2 separate regions of the Homo sapiens genome follow, and region 1 is linked to region 2. The links are chromatin loops, found by intact Hi-C in ENCODE. Cell type or tissue: IMR-90. All regions are shown on one strand. Links, peaks and the distances in the headings refer to the core of each region. The heading gives the core; the rest is flanking DNA.

Region 1 (11,314 bases), core at 1,383-9,382, 180 kb before region 2:
TATTCACAGTAGCAAAGACATGAAATCAACCCAAATGCCCATCAGTGATGGACTGGACAAAGAAAATGTGGTACATATACACCATGGAATACTATGCAGCCATAAAAAGGAATAAGATTATGTCCTTTGCAGAGACATGGATCAAACTGGAAGCCATTGTCCTCAGCAAACCGACACAGGAACAGAAAACCAAATGCTGCATGTTCTCACTTATAAGTGGGGACTGAACAATGAGAACACATGGACACATAGAGGGGAAAAACACACACTGACACTTGTTGAGGGGGTCGGGGGAGGGATAGCATCAGGATAAATAGCTAATGCATGTGGGGCTCAATTCCTAGGTAATGGGTTGATAGGTGCAGCAAACCACCATGGCACATGTTTACCTATGTAACAAACCTGCACATCCTGCACATATACTCCAGAACTTCAAATAAAATAAAATTGTTTTTTTAAAAAAGAAGTTAGTCTCTATAGTAACTCAGAGAGAATATAAGGAAGAGTTTTGAATGTGCCATTTACTGTTTTTGTTGTTTTTGAGAGTTGCATGTTGAAGATTGAAAAAAAAATCTTTTTTTTTTTTTGGCTGTTTCTGATGGTGCTTCCTTGAATGTGACATCATCCAAGAGCTAGGCCCACTGTATCCGTGATTCATAATAGTCAGAGTGTCAGCTCTACCTGCCATATCCCCCTCGCTGCTGATCCCTAACCCGAGTCCAGAATTCTGCCTCTTTTTGAATGGACTCTCCAAGCCTCAGTGCATGAACCTCTGACTCTGACCTCCCCATTTCTATGATGGAAAGGACTTGACCCTTACCTCGCCATTTTAGTATCTTAACCCATCTCTAAACTCTTCCTGACCAATCCCATCCCTGATGCTGTCTTCCAATAGTCTACTCCCAGTGTTCCTGTTTAAATCATTCTGTCAGCCCTGCAGAGCAAGGGGCATATCCCTGTCTTACTGTTTTATAAAGCTGTATACCTGTATATTCCCTTTCATTAGCATCCGAACAGAATATTTTCTAAATAGCTCTCCTGCCATTTGGTTATTCCTATAGGAATCCCATACTGATTTCTTGGTTATTAGAAGCTGGTCATTCCATAAACATATTATTTCTAGTTCTAGGCCTTTTTTTCCTATCAGCACACAGATTGTATGTATTGCAAAACATCATGCATATTTGTGATTTCCTATTAGATAAATTGATTTTGGTAGAGGACGATGTCTTTGCTTACCTCCTCTCCCCTCCCCACCCACCTTACATTCAGCTTTACAGTACAGGCAATGCTGGTGATATTTGTACCAATACAGAGTGTTCCTTTTAGAGGTCTTCAATTTAAAACCAATGAGGAGATATGCACAGGTATCCAGAAAAAAACTCCCCTCCTTTTTTTTTTCCTGTAAAACAAAACATCGGGGTAAAGCCAAAATTAATCAGAGAAGGTGGGTTAATTTGAATAATTAAAGCTGATGGATAGTTTTAACATCAAGTGTCTGAAGGGTTATTCTGAACAAGATAGGAAAGAGATAGGGACAAGCTGTTTTCACTCATGTTTGTTAAAAGTTATAACAGGCTGTATATGAGGCTACCAAATAGGATAGAAACCTTGAATTTGGAGATGAGGTCTGAAAATTTATCCTCTGAAAATGAAATAAAAATGAGCCTTCTCTTCTAGGCATACAAACACTCAATAAAAAAGTGAAGTGTGTTTGCTGATAAAATATTTCTAACTCTTCAGCAAATGACCAAGGTCTATGTTCAATCAAGAAAACCAGTCAGGAGTATATATAACTGGCATATAATTGAAGTAAACAGTAATCTTCTCAATTGTCATGTATCAGAAGGGCTGTAGTCTGTGTGGAGTCTAGAAATCTAAAGCCAAAGAGTGATTCATGTGTCTCCAACCCAGTTTGGAGAGGGAACTGTGATGGACTGGAATGAATAGTGGACCCCTTGGTAGAATATCCCTATAGGAATACTTGGGCAACATTTCCCTGCTGCTTTGCTCTCATTCAGTGCTCACTGAAAAACCTTTCTTTTTAAATTTTCAGCTTTTGTTTGTAGATATTATTTTATGTGAGACATTTATTATTTTTCATCATAAAGTTATATTCTTACATAAAATGCTTTGTAAAATAGAAATATTTTTAAAAATCTCTTATCTTCACTCAACTAAACCCCTTTGGGCATGTATTATCTTTTGTTTTTTTTTTTTTTTTTTTTTTTGAGACGAGTCTGGCTCTGTCGCCCAGGCTGGAGTGCAGTGGTGCGATCTCATCTCACTGCAAGCTCCCACCTCCCGGGTTCACACCATTCTCCTGCCTCAGCCTCCGAAGTAGCTGGGACTACAGGCACCCGCCACCACGCCTGGCTAATTTTTTTTTGTATTTTTAGTAGAGATGGGGTTTCACTGTATTAGCCAGGATGGTCTAGATCTCCTGACCTCGTGATCTGCCTGCCTTGGCCTCCCAAAGTGCTGGGATTACAGGCTTGAGCCACGGCCACCACGCCCGGCCTGGGCATGTATTTTCTTATCTGTTTTTTTTTTGTTTTGTTTTGTTTTTTTTTTTGACACAGCGTCTCACTCCGTTGCCCAGGCTGGAATGCAGTGGGCTCACTGCAGCCTCAACCTCCTGGGCTTTTAAGCTATCCACTCACCCCAGCCTCCCAAAGTGCTAAGATTACAGGTGTGAGCCACCATGCCTGGTCAGGCATGTATTTTCTATCAATCAGTTTTCTAGGAATATGTTATAAAATAACATTGTACAAAAAAATTTTGCTTTCTGTTTTTTCACTTAACATTGTATCATTTGCATGTCCTATACAGCCCAGTCAGGCTCAGAATCATTGTTTGTAATGTCTCCACACAAGTATCAAAAAGCTTGTCTTGTATAAACAACATAAAAGAATTATACACAAACTTTCTGTGTCACCATGTGAAAAGTTTTGCAATAGAGGTTTTCCATGTCAGCCTGTCTCTCTGTCACCTATGCCAGAGGCTGAATGGTCCTCTAAACAACGGCAGTAATACCTTCTCATGAGTATTAGAATTGGATACCCAAATTGCCTTTCTTGGCACTTATAGTGGGATTCACAGCCTGCCTGTTTCTCTGGGTTTGGCGATGAGTTTGGACTGTGGGCCAGTCTTTTTATTTTAGCGTCTTCCCAAGACAGTGCCTTTCTGGTTTCTTCTCTCACAGACAAATCCCTGAGCTACCATCACGCTTGCAAGACATAGGCTTCTAGAATGCTGAGCACTTGATGGCACCTAATGCCTCAAACTTTGCTCGTGGCAAAAACAAAAAACAAACAAACAAACAAACAAAACAAAACTCAGACAAACGCATTGAGAAAATAAAATTATTTCTACTTGCATAGTTTTTCAAGTTACTCCAGATTTTAAGAGAGCTGGGATCCCTGAATTAAACAAGGTGAAAGTTGGTTTGTTCATGGCAGAAAATCAGATGTTTCTTCACTGGATTGTCATATCAGTAAATAAAGGTTCACATATATATGTAGGCATCAGTTTTATAAAAGTCAAGGATAAAATTATTTTGGTTAGAGAATTAACAACTTAAGGGGAAGGGCTGAAGTCTTCATTTATTTGGAGGAATAGTACAAGGCAGGGTGTTATTACATTTTTAAGAAACTTTATTAGAATGCAGAGAGGATGTTTTTTCCCCTATGACTAAAGTTTGAATGGCAGCAGGTCAAGGTGCCAGTTTTGCTTCCTCATTTGTCTTGGAGAAGAGCTGGCCTAAAGCATACAGAGTGGCTATGGGAGGACAGAGAAGGACAAATAAACTACACTAAATGTTTTGGTTAATATACAACACACCACATAAGAAGCAACCACACCTCAAAACTGCACATACCAGTAAGGATTTATCTGACACGTCTTTTGGTCCTCTGAGGGTCAGCTGATTAGAGAAGTTCTCCATGTGTTTCTCATGATCATTCTGAGACAGGCTCAGACAGGTTCTTCTCATAGGGATGTCATTAAGTTTGTTTAAAAGGGTTTGGAACTGGCACATTATTACCTCCGCTTCTGTGCTATTGGCCACAGTAAGGCACAAGTGTGGGAAAGTCTACTTTGGTCATGATGAAGCCATGGCAAAAAGAGTGGTGAGCAAATGCAATCTATCACACCAGGGAAAGGGTAGACCTCTTTTGAAAGGAATGAATGAACTGATCCTAGAAGGATGAGAAAAGAATAAGCTTTGAGGTTTGGAATGGCATTCCAATAGAAGAAATGATTGTAGGAAGGCAGTGATACATGAAACAGCATGATGTGTTTGGGAAAATCGAGGTAATGATTGAGATGCAAGGGATGTGGGATTGCAGATGTGAGTCTAGAGGTAGAATAAAGCCAGACCATGAAGGGCCGGCATACAAAACAAAGAAGCTTAAATAACTCTAGAGCTATGGAAAAGCCATTTGGGAGTCTCAGACTGGCCTTTGATAAAGGTCATTATGGGAGGACTATGTAAGAAAAATTGGCATGGCCCAGCAAGGAGTCAGGGAGATCAGTAGAGAGAGCATAGAGGCTGTTTTGAAGGAGGTGTCATTCCCTCTTGAATTAAGGCAATGGAGGTGGGGATGATGCGGAGCGAGGGGCTATAAACAAGGAAGACTTGATAATCTAGTGTTGGAGTCATGAAAAAAGTTCTTGCTTTTCAGACTTGCTACTCAAAGGGTCATTCATAGATTAATAGCATCAACTTCACCTGAGGAGTTAATTTTCTGATTTGGACAGTATGGGGAAGGCATAAGGGTAGACGCTTAGTTCAGTTTGGGGCCTGTTGAGTTTAGGTCTCCAAGGTTTGTTCAGGTGGAAATGTCTTATCTATAGTTCTGGGTCTTAGGATCAATGTCTGGGACTTGAATCTATGGATCTGGATGAGGCTACTCAAGGAAAGGGATTTAAACCCAAATAGTTGAGTATGAAAGACAGATCCTAGATGCAAAGGATGAGATGAAGAATAAAGAGAAGAATCAGCTGACAGGTAAGCAGAAAACCAGAAAGGTGGTGCCATGAAAACTCAAGGAGGAAAGGTGATCAGCAGGGTACAAGGCCATGGAGAGGTTAAGTGAGATTTTAATAAAAGAGTGTATTGTACATGGGAACCAGCAGGTTATTGGTGACATTGATAAAGCTAATTTTGGTGGAGTGATAGGCTAAGTGTCTCAGCCAGGATCACACATAATATTTAAATGACTAATTTGAGACTTGGACCAGGGATTCTGACTCCAAGTCAGTTTTCATCTGGTGTACCTCAGCAGCTACTGATGTATTTCTAAAGATAAATTAATGGGCTGACATCTTAGCCACCAAAACCTCTGTGGGAAGGAGGCTGGTAAAGATGCATAAATGACTGGTTTATATAAAAAAAAATCTGGTAAGTTCATTTAGTCACAGCTCTTGGACATCCCAGAATAGCCCTTAGTTGAGCAGATTCATCTGGGCTCTTGGATCTGCAAAGCTGAAGACTCCCTTCAGCCTAGAGCCCTGGGGTCTCCAGCAGCCTGCAAGATGCTCCATGACATTTTTATTCTGTAATTTCCTTGAAGTCACACAGACTTCAAAGGACTCTGGAGCCTTTCTTTTTTCTCCACATTACTGGAGGTTTTGAATAGTAGGTCAGGGAAGACGGGAATACATGATATTGGCCCTTAGCTTTTCCACTCTTCCTTTGCAAAAGTTCTTCCTTTTTTTTCATGTGGGCAATAAATCCTATAACTAATAAAAGGTCAAATCATTATAACCTAAAGATCCATGAAAAATTTTCTCCTCTTCCTTCCAGTTAAAATACTGACACACAAAAATAAACTATCTGTCCAACATTGTGGTTTCAAGCATTTTTCCAGGCAAAGTAGGCAAGGAAAAAGAATGTAAAGAATTTAACTGGTATGCATTCTCGGGAGGTGAAACAGGACTTAATGATTTCCAGTTCATGGGGACTGTTCAGCCTGAAAGATGAATTTGAGCTCTAACCTTCCACTCCCATTGCCACTCCCACACACGTATATCTTTTTTTTTTTTTCACAGACTTTCCGTTTCTTGGATTACTGAAATATTGTATTACTAAAGATGATTTTGAAGTTGGTTTTATTTTTCTATTTATACAGTCTATTATATAGAAATAATTATTTTGCATTTTCTTTTTAAAGAGAAACCTCATTTTTCCTTTTACTTACTGACTGCCTTAGTTAAAACATGTAGAATAAATTTAAGTTAGGGTAATGGTAACAGATATGTTTTATTTTTTATTACTTACATATGTCTTTCTTGTGTCAATGTTAGGTGTTAATTACAGTTATTTCAGATAGACGTGTACACATTCTCCTATTCTTGTTTACTTGTGGGGGTCATCCATCTATTTTTTTCTGCTAGAGATAGATACTGAGTGCTTTTGGGGATAGTATTTTTTTCGCTATTATTATTGGTATGATATGTCATTTTGCTAGATATATTCAAATTGAACAATCTTTATATTCCTGGAGTAATTTCTACTTATTCATGAACTTTCATTTTTGTAATATAATGTAGTGGTGGCATAGCAGAGTAGTTAGGAGACTGTATTCTGAAGACAGATTGCCTGAATTTAAGTCCCAATTCTACTGTTTACTAGTTATACAATTTAGGCAAGTTTCTCGACCTCTCTCTACCTCAGTTTTCTCATCTGTATAGTGGGGCTATTCACTTCTACCATACAGCATTGTTGCAAGAATACAATAGATTACGGAAGTGAAGTATTGGTATGATGCCTGGAGTGATGGGGTGGTGATGGGCTCAAGGAAGTGGGATTTCTTTTTGGGGTGATGAAAGTGTTCCAGAATTGACTGTGGTGATTAATGTACAACTCTGTCAATATGCCAAAAGCCATTGCATTGTACAATTAAAAATGGTTGCATTGTATTATATGTTGATGCCCAAAAAATATTAGCTAAGAATATTAATATTGATAATATTTAATGTTGTGATTGAAAGCTTGGGTTTTATAACAGTGTTGTGTAGTAAGCTCAACCACTTGCTAGTTGTATGATGTCAGGCAATTTACGTAACCTCTTATGTGTTCCCTCATTGTAAAATGAAAATAGTAATAGTGTCTACCTTTTGGGTTGTTATGAAAAACAAATATATTAATACATTTAAAGCACTAAGAACAGTGGCTGTCAAATAGCAAGTTTCTAGTAAACGTTAACTTTCATTAAAAATGTTGGGTAACATTCATTTAGGATTTAAAATTTCTTTTTTTCTAAAATTTTTTTAAAATCTTTTTTTTTTCTAAATTATATTGGTTCCTCGTTCTTTTGTTTTTTGCTTTTTAAAAATAATCTCTTCTTGTAACAAAGGAGATACTCTATTATTGTGTATCTGCTTAAGAAATTATAAGCCAAACAAGAAATCAAATAATCCCACAACCACATTGTTCTGAAATAGTCACTGTTACCATTTTTATAGGCTTTTTCCTTCTCACTCTCATTCTCTTTCTTCCCAGAAATATATGTGTGTGTTATGTGTTTCGTTACATGTTATAAATTAAAATGTATATTACATGTAATATATCTATTAATGTGTACTGAATATAACACAATTTACAGGAGTAATTCACAAAATGAGTTTGTACCCCATAACTTGTATTACCTGATTTTAAAAATCAGTGATCTATTGTGAACATCTTTTCGTATCATTAAATATCCTCTAATTCTTTTAAAGAATGAGTGACAGTCCCTGTGATGTGCCATAATTAACAAGCAATTATATACTGATAACTTCAGGGTGTTTCCAATGCATGTTATTACACACCATACTAACATATAGCGTAATACTTCAAATACTAAAAAATATCAGTTTAAATGCCTAAACATATCTATATTTTGTTCTATTTTATTATTTGGTTCTTTATATTTAAGGTATCTGGGGATTATTTTGGTTTGTGTAAATTGGTCAGCTCACCATCTAGTCCTCCTCCTTCTAATGCCCTTCCTTGCACTGCACAGGCTGGAAAACTGAAACCTGCAGTTTCCATACATCTGTGTAACTAGTGTGGCTGATGTGACTTAGATTTTGTGGATCAAATGTACTTGAGTGAGATTTGATTTGGCAAATGAGTTGTGCAGAAACTAGCAAGGGCAGTGTGGCTTCAGACCTAGCCACTGCAGAAGAAATTTAGCAAGTTGGCACCAACTTTCCTAGCCCAGACCTACCATGTGGCTTTGGGAGCTGTTCCTGGAAGTACAGCCTATAGTCTCTTTTTTCTTTTTTTTTTTTTTTTTCCATTTCTCTTAATGATTCCGTAAGCCCTTTAGTACCATGTAATAAATTTCCTTCTGCTTAAACTAGCTAATGAATACACCGGGTTTTTGCAATTGACCTTGACAGATATATAATGGTTCTAACTTATTTTTTCCCAAGTATAATTCACTAATCCATCTTGTTCTCACTGATTTGAAATGTAAACTTTACCACACTTCATTCCTTTCAGATTTATCATATTAATCTGTTTTTAAAAACTGACTTTTTCTTGTTTATTCTACTGCCAGTACTACACTTTTTTGATTACTGTAGCTTTATGGTAATCTTTAAAATGTGTTTCGGTAAGTGCCCCCATTAATCCAACCTTTTATAAGCCCCATAGGCTTTTCTTCCAGATGAATATTTTGTCAAGTTCTAGATATATCTTTGCTGAATTTTAATTATGTTCAGGAAATAACATACATCTAATAATATCAATTATCCCATCTCAAGACATCTTTCTCTATTTAAACCACTTTTACTTTTATAATTAAAATTTAGGGGGCTTTTTTGGGGTTGCTGTTGCTAATTATATACTTCTTACACATTTATTTTCATGCTCACCAGTGGGATCATTCCCAGATTTTTTGTAACTTTGAGAGTAACATAATATATATATTTTAACAAGCTTTATTTAGAATATATTGAATGGTACCTATTTATTTTTAACTACCTACTCACCTGAACTCTTTGATGTTTCATAATCTTCAGTTACTCATTGGCTAGCAGTGTAGTCAGTTCTATAAAATGATAATTTCCTCCATTATAATTCTTAAACCTCATCTTATTATGTAAAGTTATGATTAATACATTGTGGTAGATTAGGTGTCCTTTAGATGGATCAGCTTTGGACACCAGTGGGATCCTCAAGAAATCTTTATGGGTTGGGCAGTTTCCTTCAGACCTAAAAGGTATCTACCATGCTCTGCTCCTTTTCAACTATGATGCAGCACAAACTTATCCATCCTTCTGTCCATTCATTCAAAGATCCCCTTGCTTAGCATGATCTTACTGTTCCATATTTAGCCATAAATGATCTCATCATTTTTTCCAATGGAAGAGAATCCAAATTTATATCAATAGGAGCCCCTGTTCTCTGAGTCCAGATCTCTTGGTAGTATCCATCCTTTCTATATTTCTGTGGCAAAGACAGTGTGCTATTTCTGAGTACACCAGTTATTAGAATATAAAAAAGAATTTGTAAAGAATTGAAAGAATGAAAACATCAAGTTAGTAAAAATGGAGGGAAACAGGCACCTGTCATTGGGTAAATGAATCCCATGTACTTTCTGGAGAACTACTTGGCAATATGCTTCCACATCTTTGTAATGTACAAATGCTATGTTAATAAAAATTATTTGGTTACAATTAACAGGAAACAACAAAGAAGAGGGGTTGGAGAGTTTACTACAAGAATGCAGAAGTATCATAGGCAATCCAATAGCAGAGTTACAACTGGGCTTTGAAACAGGATTAGAACCAGGATAAGAGAAGTGTCAAGAGCTTAGTCCTTCAGCTTCATGTCTTTGTCCCCTGTGGTTCTGTTTACCTGTACTTGTCTGTTCATATTTTTTTTTGCCATGGATACCCATCATATATTCTTCCAAATTCTACGTCCTTGACTACCTATGTTCCTCTTTGACCCTGGTGTTTAGGCTCCCTGTGTAGTCATTTGGTGTTCTGAGCTCCCAATTTTCAGCTTCAGCCTGTCCTCAGTTTGGCCAACGTTTACACTTTGCCATTCTGTCTGTCTTCTCCCAGGTGTCTGATCTTAGTTTTGGGCTTTGTTCATACTTGCTTAGCAATAAGCTGTATCTGGCATTTTATCACTAAAGTGTCTAAAACTACTGCTTCAATATAGAGATTAGTGACTTTTAAAACCTTTTTTTCTTTGATGCCATTGATTCCAAAATAAATTCCATTGGTCAATTCCATTCATTCTCAGAATAAATTACTGACCTCTGCCCTCCCCCCACCCCGCCCCATAATTAGGGTAAGTGTTAGAAAGGAGCTTTTTTACTCGTTTTGGTGTGGAGTACTTAAAAGAGAAATAGGATTTATTCAAGCATCATTCTGGTTTGGGGCTACCAGTCTCTGCCCTAGGATACTAAGGATGCAAACCAGCTGGGTCTCATTTCAGGTTTCTTGGCTTATAATAACAAATGATTCAGCTTGTGATTTTATAAAACAATGATGATACAGGAGTGCTGGAAAGGTAAGAGTGTGGTCCCTTTAAATGATAAGGAATGGGGGAACAGATGTGCTGGGTAGAGACGGGGGTGGCCCCTGGTTAGGGCTCCATCCCCGCAGACCTAGGTGAGTACTAGCACTTCTGCCTTCTTGCCCTAATGTTGCATTTTCCAAGACCACCCTGGCCCGTCACGCCCCCATCCTGGGCCTATAAAAACATGAGACCCTAGCAAGGCAGAGACACAAGCGGCAGGACGTCCTGAGGAGCACATTGGAGGAAGAAGACGCAAGCGGCTGGTCGTTGAGAGGACGTTGAGAGGAGCACGTCGGCAGAAGAGCATATAGAACAGACACAGGCACCGGCCCGCCGGCCGGGCATCCACCGGTGGGACCAGTGGAGTTCGGTGGGCAGTCGGAGGAGAGCGGCCCCCGAGCCCCTCAACTCCAGGAGAAAACCATCTCCCTTCTGGCTCCCCCATCCGCTGAGAGCTACTTCCACTCAATAAAGCTTTGCACTCATTCTCCAAGCCCACGTGTGATCTGATTCTTCGGGTACACCAGGCCAGAACCCAGGATACAGAAAGCCCTGTGTCCTTGTGACAGGGTAGAGGGTCTAATTGAGCTGGTTAACACAAGCCACCTATAGACGGCAAACTAAGAGAGCACCCTGTAACACAGGCCTACTGGGGCTTCAGGAGCCTACACATTCACCCCTAGACACTGCCGTGGGATCGGAACCCCACGGCCTGCCAGTGTGTGTGCTCCTCTAGAGGTCTGAGCAGCAGGGCACTCAAGAAGCGAGCCACACCCACATCGCATG
Region 2 (11,314 bases), core at 999-8,998:
AAATGTGTAATGCTAATGTCATGGCTACCTGGAAAATAATTTTCCCCTTTTGCAAAATATATCACCTCAGGAAAGAGAATCCTTCAGGGTAGTCCCCCAGAAGCTCAGCAGCACCAAATTATGCTAGGAAAACTATGCTGCACGACTGAATCAGTATGACGTGTCAATTTATTCATAGCCTATTTTTAAAACAATCACTTAGAGCTGATGCAAGATTAATAAATATGGTCTATGCATAACTCTGATGCTCTCAGGAGATTTAATTTAATAAAAATATACACCCAGAGATAAAACTTATTTTTATAACGTCCTGGTCATCACCAGGATTAGGAAAGCAAACCAGCTATGTTTCTGGCCCTTTCTCAAAGCCTGGGTGTGTGGCTTACGGACCAGACTAGAGGTTCCTCTAAGTTAGCCCAGGGCAGTGGCTGGATTGAACTGTGTTGACTAGGGAAAGTCCTGGTAATTTTGAGCTGTGATTTACACAGGCTTTTATGTGTTATTACAATATGTACCCAGGAAGAAATTTTCTGTGGTTTTCTGTCTTCATCAGTGAAGTAACTTTTAGATGTTTCTTTGGCAATAGCCTAATGAAACAGTTGTTGGTTGTATCTTTCCAGATTAGGAAATACTTGGGGACTGCAATAAACTGATATGATTTTTAGGCACTATTTGTTCCCTCACATTTTCTTTTTAAAAAATATTTTTCTGATTACAGTTGTTTATTGTAAAATAATAAGAAGAAAAGAACCATAAAAGGTTAAGAACAACAAAAACAAAAACAACGATCATTTCTCAGTAGTGCCAAGACTTAGGAAACAAATATTATTACCATGTTTGTGCATTTATTTCTCATCTTCTTTCATATTACATATATACATAGAAAATGTGTTAAATGGGATTTTATGTACATTGCACATTTTTATACATTTTACTATAATTGGTTATTATACATTTTCTTCCAATATATAGGTATACTCTAATCTGTGTAATCACCTACTTTAGTTACTTCCAATTTCTAATCATTAGGAAGAAAATGTCAACATCTCATCCATTCTTTTCATATGCAATCCTCAAACTATGGCATTCAGGTGAAAATAGAAATGGAGTTACTGAATCAAAGTCTGTGAATATTTATGAGTTTCTTGATCTGTGTTTCCAAATTTCCTTTCAGATATTTTCAACAATGTACATTATATCATGACATTGTTATTTTTGAACTATGATAAATTGACAGGAAAAAAATTATCTTGTGTTATTTTGTGTTAGTGTCAGATTTAACCTTTTGTAGTATGCATATTCACCATTAATACTTCTTTTTCAAATTGTGTGATTTTGTTCTTAGTCATTTTTCACCTAGAATAGCTTTTTCTTATTTAATTTATAAAATCACTATATATTAAGAACTTTTAGTATTACATACACTGCCTACCTTTTCCTCATTTGTTCCATTTGCTTTTTATGATTGAAAGAAGGAAGATTTTAACTTTTATGAAGCCTAATTTACCAGAGATTTTCTGTATGCCCTCTCGCTAGCCTCTGCTTATATGTTCATAAAAGGTCTCTGGATCTCAAGAAAAGATAATCACCTATATCTTCTTCTAGACCATCTAAAAGTTTGTTATATCTACATTAATTGTTTCAATTGATTTTTTAGCATATGATGAAAGTTTGAAACATGACATCATTTTTTAAAAGTATCAATTGTTCCAATACCATGTATTGAGTAATATTTTATAATGTTCATCCCCATTGATGGGATATTCAAATCCCACCTTTTTAGTACATTCTATTTTTCAAGAAAATAAGGTGGGGCAAGGAAAGGCAAACAGGAATTACCTTGAGTGACAACTAAGATGATTGCACAGGGCACTGTGTTAAAACATATTCTGGAACAACTTTAGGATCAAAATGGAGTGCTGTGATTAATTACTGATGTCTCTCATGAGCACATAAGTGGGAGTGGAATAATAAATATGCTTTATACATATACATTGTGTTTCATTAATGTCTATTCTTGACCTGCTATCATATATTGTAGGTATGTGTACCTAATAATATAGTCATTATAAAATATAAAGAAAAGTTTATAAAATTACTATGAGAAAATGGCAAATCTATAACCATTGTGGAAGATTTTTAACACATCTCTCTATAATTGATAATTCAAGTATACAAATTATAGTTTTTATAAGTCCTTTTTGTTTGATAAGGAGAAAGTGAATAACAGATGAGTAATTGTACAAGATATTTGAGTTTGATTCAATTCTGAGGACAGTGCACTAGTTTAATCTGTGGGATATTCATGTGGACACAGGATATAACCTTGTCTTAGGGACTGAAAACAGCAGAGCCCCTATGTGAGAAAATAAAAGGATGGAGATTCCAACAAGTGAGAAGGTGAACAAATTAAGGCTCAAATATAGAAAGCCACTTCCTAAAGTCCCGATTTAGGATTAAGTATTATAATGTCCTCAAAGGAAAGAAAAGAAGATGTTTTGAAATGAATATTTTAATTCCAGGTAAAAGATGCTCAATTGTGAATGAAAATAAGCTCTTTGAGTAGCAGCTACAGCTAATGACCAGAGGGTGCACTACAGGTATATACAGGATAAGAAAATTTGAAAAGGGTGGTTGCCCTTACTTTGGTCATTTTAGCAATGCATTTTCATATATTATTGTTGTCAGTATTTTGTCATTGAAAATAACAGACGTAATACATAAAAAATAATTGATAAAAGTTGTGATGATCAAAATACCAATTTATCAAAAAACAGAATCTTGTTTGTACCATGCTTTAGTGCAAATCCAAAATGTCATAAACCAGCCCTATTAGCCACTCAATAAATGTTGAATGAATGAGCCAGAGAGTAAGACTCTTAACAACTATACAGCCAACTTAACAACCAAGATTTGCCTTACAACATAATAATATATAATTGTTAAATAAGGTGTTTTGCCCCATAGTAAAGCCCTTACAACAATATAAAACAAATACAATAATGACCACCTCTTTTTTATAAAATAAAAAAGTTATTATATAGTTATATGTTATAGAACATATATATAGTTATTATGTTCTTATTTTTTCCTTTCTAAATTTTATGATTTCCACCTGTAATATTGTTGTTCATAGTTCACTGTTACAGAGATGTCCCTCCCAACAACTTGGAAATAAGAACACAGTTGCCATCAGAGTTAAGTTCTGAAATCTATGCATAATAGATCAGTACACATCAGTACATTCAAAACATTGTGAAAATAAGATAAAATATATTTCATGTGAAAACTAACACAAGAACAGAAAAGCAAACACCGCATGTTCTCACTCATAAGTGGGAGTTGAACAATGAGAACACATGGACACAGGGAGGGGAACATCACACACGAGGCCTGTCAAGGGTTGAGGGGCTAGGGGATGGATAGTATTAGGAGAAATACCTAATGTAGTTGACGGGTTGATGAGTGCAGCAAACCACCATGACATGTGTATACCTATGTAACAAACCTGCACATTCTGTACATGTATCCCAGAACTTAAAGTATAATAAAAAAATTATTTCATGCTGAAAGGGCTTTGGTATAATCTGTTTTAATAGTCACTTATTTAATTTAAGAATTTTATAATAAAAAAGGTGGTTCTATTAAACCTTGGAAACATAAATAAATATCTCCAGAGGTTAGTATTGATAGTACTATTCCAGTAACGTCCCAAGAAAGCTGAGTTTTAGAAATTAGGCTTTCGACTTTTCTTAGAATTATTCTTTGTAAGATGATATTAACAGCTAACTCTGCTTGAGTGCTTACTCTGTGCCAATCACTGACTGTTCCAAGTATTTTGTATCTATTATTTAATCCTCATTGGAATTTAATCCTCATTAGATGGTATAATACCTATGAGGTAGGTATTATACTATCATTTTCTCATTTTACAGATAAGGAAACTAATTTTGTAATTTGCAGCCTCACGTGGTTATTAAGAAGCAGAGAGATGATTTCAATTAAGGAAGCCTGAATCCAGCACCTGTGCTCTCAGCCGCTACCTTGTACATTCATGTATTCATTCAACAAATGTGTACTGAATGCTCCTAGCTATGCCAGGCACTGTGCTAGATGCTGAGAATAGTAGAGCTCAAAACAAATACGCGTGCTCTCCTGGAGCTTACAATCTAGAGGCAGACAAAACTTAAAACAACAAATAAATGTAGAGCTACAGATTGAGACAAGTGTTACAAAAGAAAATTACAGAGTGCTCTGGAGTATACATCAGGGCCCCTTCTTAGATAAGAAGACTAGGAATGGTTTCTCTAAGAAAGTGATAATTAAGCTAAGATTAAATGGATTACTAAAAGTAAGCAGAGAATGGGGGTGGGAGAATGTGCCAGGCTTTGGTAAGAGCATGGCAAAGTGTTTCTAATCCCTTTGACAAGATCTCATAGGGAGATAAATATATCTCTCTTAGGCCAGTGCCATTAAAATAAATTTCTCTGTGTACCCTTATTCTGACTTCATATTTAATAAAATCTTATCAGTTGGCTTCATGTATAGTTTGACAATAAGAGGAGAATGCACTTATTATGTAGACTTTTAGTATACTGATTATTATGAGTCCTCTCCCCTTATAAATTAATAAATGTGCATTTATACCTATCTCCAGTACCTTCTCTTCTTGTTACCAAGCTTATAAGCAACTTCAGATCCTGAGCCTTCAAAGCAGAAGACCAGATCCTTAAATGGAATGACCTGGATTCCAGATTGAGCTCCCACCCAGCTCCAAGCTGCCTTTCCTTTAAATGCTTGTATTGGATCTCTCTTATTGGTGAAGTTTTATAAATATGCAATATTTGGTAAAGTGGGAAAAAAGACGAATTATTTTATATTAAAAAAAGAATAATAGATTTAGTGAGCACACAATCCATGATTATTCTGGTTAGTTTTACTGAAAAGAAAGTCTATCTGGGACAGAGTCTGAATGAAATAATGTTTTGAATATTTAGGGAATAAAACAGACACCATTCTTGTCTTAGCAGTCATGTGCTGAGTGAGTAATGCTGGTATTGTTTTACGAGATTGTTTTAGTATAAAACCGTAGTAAACTGTGCTGGAAAGTATTTCCCCACTACAAGCATGGAAACGAGACTTACTCATAATATTTATTTCTTCTCCAGAGTGCCTTTGCAGACCTGAAACATCTGAACTAACAAAAGGCCTCCAATTTATAATATAACACAGCTGCTCCGAGGATTGCGTGCGGGCATATGTGTGTGCATGATGGGAGGGGATTTCCTTGTATGTATTCATTTATGTGCCCTCTGGAGAAGGGGCAAGTTCAGTCCAACTGGAATTCTAAGTGCCTCTTACTGGGCATTTGTTATATGTAAAAAGCTGGCTCATGTCTAAAGTATCTTCCAGGCAGCGTGCAGCTGAGAGCCATATAAGAGAAGACTGTATATTGTTTAGGAACAGTGATGCTAATGGGTAGCATTTTCACAGCGAACAATTAGTTTTTCTACCACTGAAGAACAGTGTATTTATTATAAAGAAATGGGAATTATACAGAAACTGTCATCAGAAGATATGTTTCTATCATTATTTTCTATTATTAGTTATTCACAATCAGTAAGTTCACTTCCAACACATGTACTATACTTTTAACAGAGCAGAAACAATAAGGCTATCAGTATCACAGTTTAGTTCTTTCTTTATTCTTCACTTTTGTTCTTCCAAACTGTCAAAGCATGATTAATCTTGAATGTTACCAATTTAGAAAAAAATCTAGATATTCTAATAAATTGTTTTCTTCTTTTCTTTCCCATCTCTTTTCCAAACCTATTTATTCATTTAACTAACTGAACTTGACGCCAGGAATGCGGTGACAGGTGGATTAGTCTCTACCAGAGAACTCACAGTCTGGCTAGGGAGATGGGTGACTATATCAACAACTATGAGAGAGTGCAATAAGTGTTAGGCATGTTTAGAGCTCTTGGGAGAACAGAGTATGGGCACTTACAGGAGTTAGGCAATCATGGGGGCAGTCTGAGATGACCACCCCGCCCCACAAAGAGAGGACAGTGCTTGAACTAAGCAGTTGTTAACTGGGTAGATGTGAAGGCAGGGAGAGCAGCAGAGCTCACAGAAAACAGCCTACAAGATGTCAGGATCTGAGAGATACATGCCATGTCTTTTCTGGCCTAGTCTGTTTTTCCCTTGTACCTTTCCCTGAATGCCAAGTGCAAGTCATGAGACAAGGATTCAAAGAGGTGAAATAAAATCAGAGAACAAATTGGTATCGGTTTGCGTTCTGGAGGAAAGTGGCCAGTTGACAACAGACAGATATTTTACATGTTCTCCCCCAGTAACTAGTGAAATCACCCAGAAAATGGTGAAATGACTACATTCACATCAGAAACTAGGGAACCATCCAAATGCTAGAATTTCTGTTACTTACAGGGCAGAGGAGACATGTATGAAGAAGGCTGAGCAGGACTGGCTTGCAAATCACTTACCTTAGAAAGCAGAACCTTTCAAAAATTAACAAGAGATTTTGAACGTCATAGATACCATTATTTATCTAGTCTAGGACTTGGATAAGTAATGGACCACCCAATCAGAGGAAAATCTCGTTCTTTGAGGGCCTTTGGCAGAGGCTGCCTGCTCACCAGATTTCAGTGCTGTAGCTGCCTAGGGAGAGTGTAACGGGATTCAGGAGTAGCTATCCCATGAGGTCTGGGCCATAGATGGCTTTATCAAGTCACTGGCTGCTGGCAAGGGTGACATTGGAAAACTTTTGTCAAGGTCTAGGTCACTAACTGTTCAGAATGCTAAAACTGGGGGTTGATGAAGGCAGGTGAGGAACGATCTCCTGCAGGAGGCACATTTTCATTCGGTTCTCATAGTTTTTCATATACTGCACCAGGAATGGGGTACAGCCATAAATGATTTCGCACCGTTAGGTAAGTGTTGAGAGACACAGATGAAAAACTCTCCTGAAATGAGATGTACCTGCCAGGACTACCTACGGCCCCAGATCACTATGCACTCAATCTGGGCTACTGGATGAAGGAGTTAGAGATTAGGCTTCATTATGAAGACTCAAGTGAAGTATGGGAAAATATAAGGGGAATCCAGGCATCCTACTTATAGGGAGATGTATTAGGCCTTTAACAAAAGAATGAATGAACAGAAGAGACTCTTTCATCAAAAGTGGAAAAAATAGACCTTAAGAAAAATAAAAGTAAATTATTATAAAAAAAAGAAACAAAATTTTATTACGTGAGTAATAAGTATTCAAAATGTTAAAATTTCAGTTATAGTATATATATGTTTGTGTGCGTATGCTTGTGTGTGTGTACTTTTTGCTACTTAACATCCAGAACTTCTCCCCTCCCACACTTGGGGACTTGAGAAGAAGTCAAAATCCAGCCTTACATTAAAGAAGCTGACGGTTCCAGATCTCTTCCCCTTGCAGGCAAAGCCAGGTGGGCACGTGACCAGGATCAGCCAATGGGATGCTCCTGACCATGGCATTGACTCTTGAGTAAGTCAAGCCAAAGCAAAAAGGCACTGGAGAATACATTCACTGTCATGGTGCACAGCAGCAGCCGAGTCTGGAGCAGCAGTATTGGTGACAAGATGTCACCAGAGCCCATCTGCTCCTAGGCATGACTTTGACTAAACTGTTGTGCCTCCCACCTAGCTTTCCTTGGCTTTTACCCATTTTTTCAAGTTTTATTCTCTAGCCTTCCTGTTGATACTATAAACTTCACAACAGTCTTCTAGTAATTCCTTTTCAGCCTAAGTTAGGCAGAGCTGATATTAATTGGCAACACCTAATACAACACATACAGAAATGTTTTGTTTTTGTTTTTTGAGTCAGTGCCTCCCTCTCTTGCCCAGGCTGGTGCAGTGGCACAATCATAGCTCACTCTAGCCTCGAACTCCTGGGCTCAAGTGATCCTTCTGCCTCAGCCTCCAGAGTAGCTGGGACTACAGGAGCACACCACTATGCCCAGCTAATTTTTTTTTTAAATGTATAGATGTGGGTTTTGCTGTGTTGTCCAGGCTGGTCTTGAACTCCTGGGCTCTAGTGATCCTCCCACCTTGGCCTCCCAAAGTGCTGGGATTACAGGCATGAGCCACAGTGCCTGGCCTGGAATTTTTTTTTTTCCCCAAAAGTTTTGCTTAATGAAAAAGTGCATTTCTACTGTCTCCTGGGCATTTAGAGTTTTCACAGACATAAGCATGTAAAATTTTCTTGTCATAACTGATGAAGATTCAGTGCTGGGATCCCGCCAAAGTGATGTCCTAGTAGTTGGCACTCAGCTTCCCTGTGTTGTTGCCTGTTCTGATTGGCGTCTTGCTCCCCGTAAACAGAGGTCATTGATCACAACTACTCTTCGAACATACTCATTAGTATCAACCACCTTCTGCATTTGTACCTGATGCTCTCTACATTTCTCTTACCTGGTTGAAAACCCTAGTTCCAACCTTTTCCATCACCATGACTTACATGCTAGGCCCTGTGCTATCTCACAGCTGAATCGGGTTAAAAATGTGACCTAATTAATCGTGTGGTACACACAGGCCTAAATCCTATTTTGAATACAAGCCAATTGTATTTCTTTCAAATGGGTGTCATAAAAGCTTTAGCAAGAACTTCTCATAGCTCAAAGAGAGACATGCCTGATTTATGATTTCTTGATAGCACTTAACATTTTATTTGGATTTAGAGATAACTCTAGATACATCAATCAAACAAGCTGTTTTCAAATCCTTCTGCTCAGCTGTTCCCGGTGCCAGATTGTCTAACAAATAGAAGCATAAACAGATGTAATTTGTGACTTGTGGAGACCATTCTCTGTCATGCAATAGGCCAGCTGGTGGCACGAGCCATAGTACAGTCCACAGCCTGACTCACAGGCATCAGGCTTCTCACTCCTCATACACGTGAGCAATGTTTAAAGATCACAGTTACATAAAAGTTTATTCTGGAAAATTCATTTAAATATTTGCTTACAAACTTGATTGTTGAAAGATGGTATTTTATCATAACATGTATCCTCATAATCAGACCTTGCAAAGTAGAACTTTTGTTACCTGATTTAAAAAAATGTAGCTATGGTAATTTGTAAAATAAAACTTTGGCAAAAGAACCAACAGCATGTATGATTGATAGCCCAGAAAAATGACATATACTAATATGTATGCACACACTTACATGCATATATACACATATATCTGTGTGTACATGTATGTATATATATATATGTCTATATATGTCATGTACCATTATGTATGTGTTGTGTGTGCGTGTATATACAACATATACATACATATTTGGTATATGATAAAGTTATCACAATTTTGTGAATAGAAAGGATTATTTGGAAAAGTTGCACCAGGATCTTTTCTTTTTTTTTTTTTCAAAACAGGATACAAGATCTATATACAAAAATCAAGTGATTTAATTTCTATATAATGGCTATTAAAAATCTTTATTATTATACTTTAAGTTTTAGGGTACATGCGCACAACGTGCAGGTTTGTTACATATGTATACATACACCATGTTGGTGTGCTACACCCATTAACTCATCATTTACATTAGGTATATCTCCTAATGCTTTCCCTCCCCCCTCCACCCTCCCCTCACCCCATGACAGGCCCTGGTGTGTGATGTTCCCCTTCCTGTGTCCAAGTGTTCTCATTGTTCAGTTCCCACCTATGAGCGAGAACATGTGGTGTTTGGTTTTTTGTCCTTGCGATAGTTTGCTGAGAATGATGGTTTCCAGCTTCATCTATGTCCCTACCAAGGGCATGAGCTCATCCTTTTTTATGGCTGCATAGTATTCCATGGTGTATATGTGCCACATTTTCTTAATCCAGTCTATCATTGATGGACATTTGGGTTGGTTCCAAGTCTTTGCTATTGGGAAAAGTGCCATAATAAACATATGTGTACATGTGTCTTTATAGCAGCATGATTTATAATCCTTTGGGTATATACCCAGTAATGGGATGGCTGGGTCAAATGGTATTTCTAGTTCTAGATCCTGTCTTCCACAATGGTTGAACTAGTTTACAGTCCCACCAACAGTGTAAAAGTGTTCCTATTTCTCCACATTCTCTCCAGCATCTGTTGTTTCCTGACTTTTTAATGATCGCCATTCTAACTGGTGTGAGATGGTATCTCATTGTGGTTTTGATTTGCATTCTCTGATGGCCAGTGATGATGAGCATTTTTTCATGTGTCTGTTGGCTGCATAAATGTCTTATTTTGAGAAGTGTCTGTTCATATCCTTTGCCCACTTTGTGATGGTGTTGTTTTTTTCTTGTAAATTTGTTTGAGTTCTTTGTAGATTCTGGATATTAGCCCTTTGTCAGATGAGAAGATTGCAAAAATTTTCTCCCATTCTGTAGGTTGTCTGTTTGCTCTGATGGTAGTTTCTTTTGCTGTGCAGAAGCTTTTTAGTTTAATTAGATCCCATTTGTCAATTTTGGCTTTTGTTGCCATTGCTTTTGGTGTTTTAGACATGAAGTCCTTGCCCATGCCTATGTCCTGAATGGTATTGCCTAGGTTTTCTTCTAGGGTTTTTATGGTTTTAGTTCTAACATTTAAGTCTTTAATCCATCTTGAATTAATTTTTGTATAAGGTGTAAGGAAGGGATCCAGTTTCAGCTTTCTACATATGGCTAGCCAGTTTTCCCAGCACCATTTGTTAAACAGGGAATCCTTTCCCCATTTCTTGTTTTTGTCAGGTTTGTCAAAGAGCAGATGGTTGTAGATGTGTGGTATTATTTCTGAGGGCTCTGTTCTGTTCCATTGGTCTATATCTCTGTTTTGGTACCAGTACCATGCTGTTTTGGTTACTATAGCCTTGTGGTATAGTTTGAAGTCAGGTAGCATGATGCCTCCAGCTTTGTTCTTTTGGCTTAGGATTATCTTGGCAATGCGGGCCCTTTTTTGGTTCCATATGAGCTTTAAAGTAGTTTTTTTCCAATTCTGTGAAGAAGGTCATTGGTAACTTGATGGGGATGGCACTGAATCTATAAATTACTTTGGGCAGTATGGCCATTTTCACGATATCGATTCTGCTTCTCCATGGGCATGGAATGTTCTTCCATTTGTTTGTGTCCTCTTTTATTTCATTGAGCAGTAGTTTGTAGTTCTCCTTGAAGAGCTCCCTCACATCCCTTGTAAGTTGGATTCCTAGGTATTTTACTCTCTTTGAAGCAATAGTGAATGGGAGTTCACTCATGATTTGGCTCTCTGTTTGTCTGTTATTGGTGCATAAGAATGCTTGTGATTTTTGCA

What was found. A loop is a pair of places that touch in the nucleus more often than their neighbours do. Peaks named below come from ENCODE experiments on the same cell type or tissue, not always from the same donor. Only the 100,000 strongest peaks of a DNase experiment are listed, where the experiment ranks them.
Region 1: it touches region 2 in a loop (6-fold over the local background); 3 of 110 quality-filtered maps call a loop at or near these places.

What each region holds. Positions count from the first base shown.
Region 1 is chr9:110,830,223-110,841,536 of GRCh38, reverse strand. No RefSeq gene overlaps it. Among named protein-coding and RNA genes, the nearest start is that of MUSK, 170 kb to the right of the region's middle. In IMR-90, for the core only: no CTCF peak of the experiment used is centred there; DNase peaks (open chromatin) are centred at 5,496 and 5,936; H3K27ac peaks cover 1,640 bases.
Region 2 is chr9:110,645,090-110,656,403 of GRCh38, reverse strand. No RefSeq gene overlaps it. Among named protein-coding and RNA genes, the nearest start is that of MUSK, 18 kb to the left of the region's middle. In IMR-90, for the core only: no CTCF peak of the experiment used is centred there; DNase peaks (open chromatin) are centred at 5,203, 5,933 and 8,873; H3K27ac peaks cover 4,257 bases.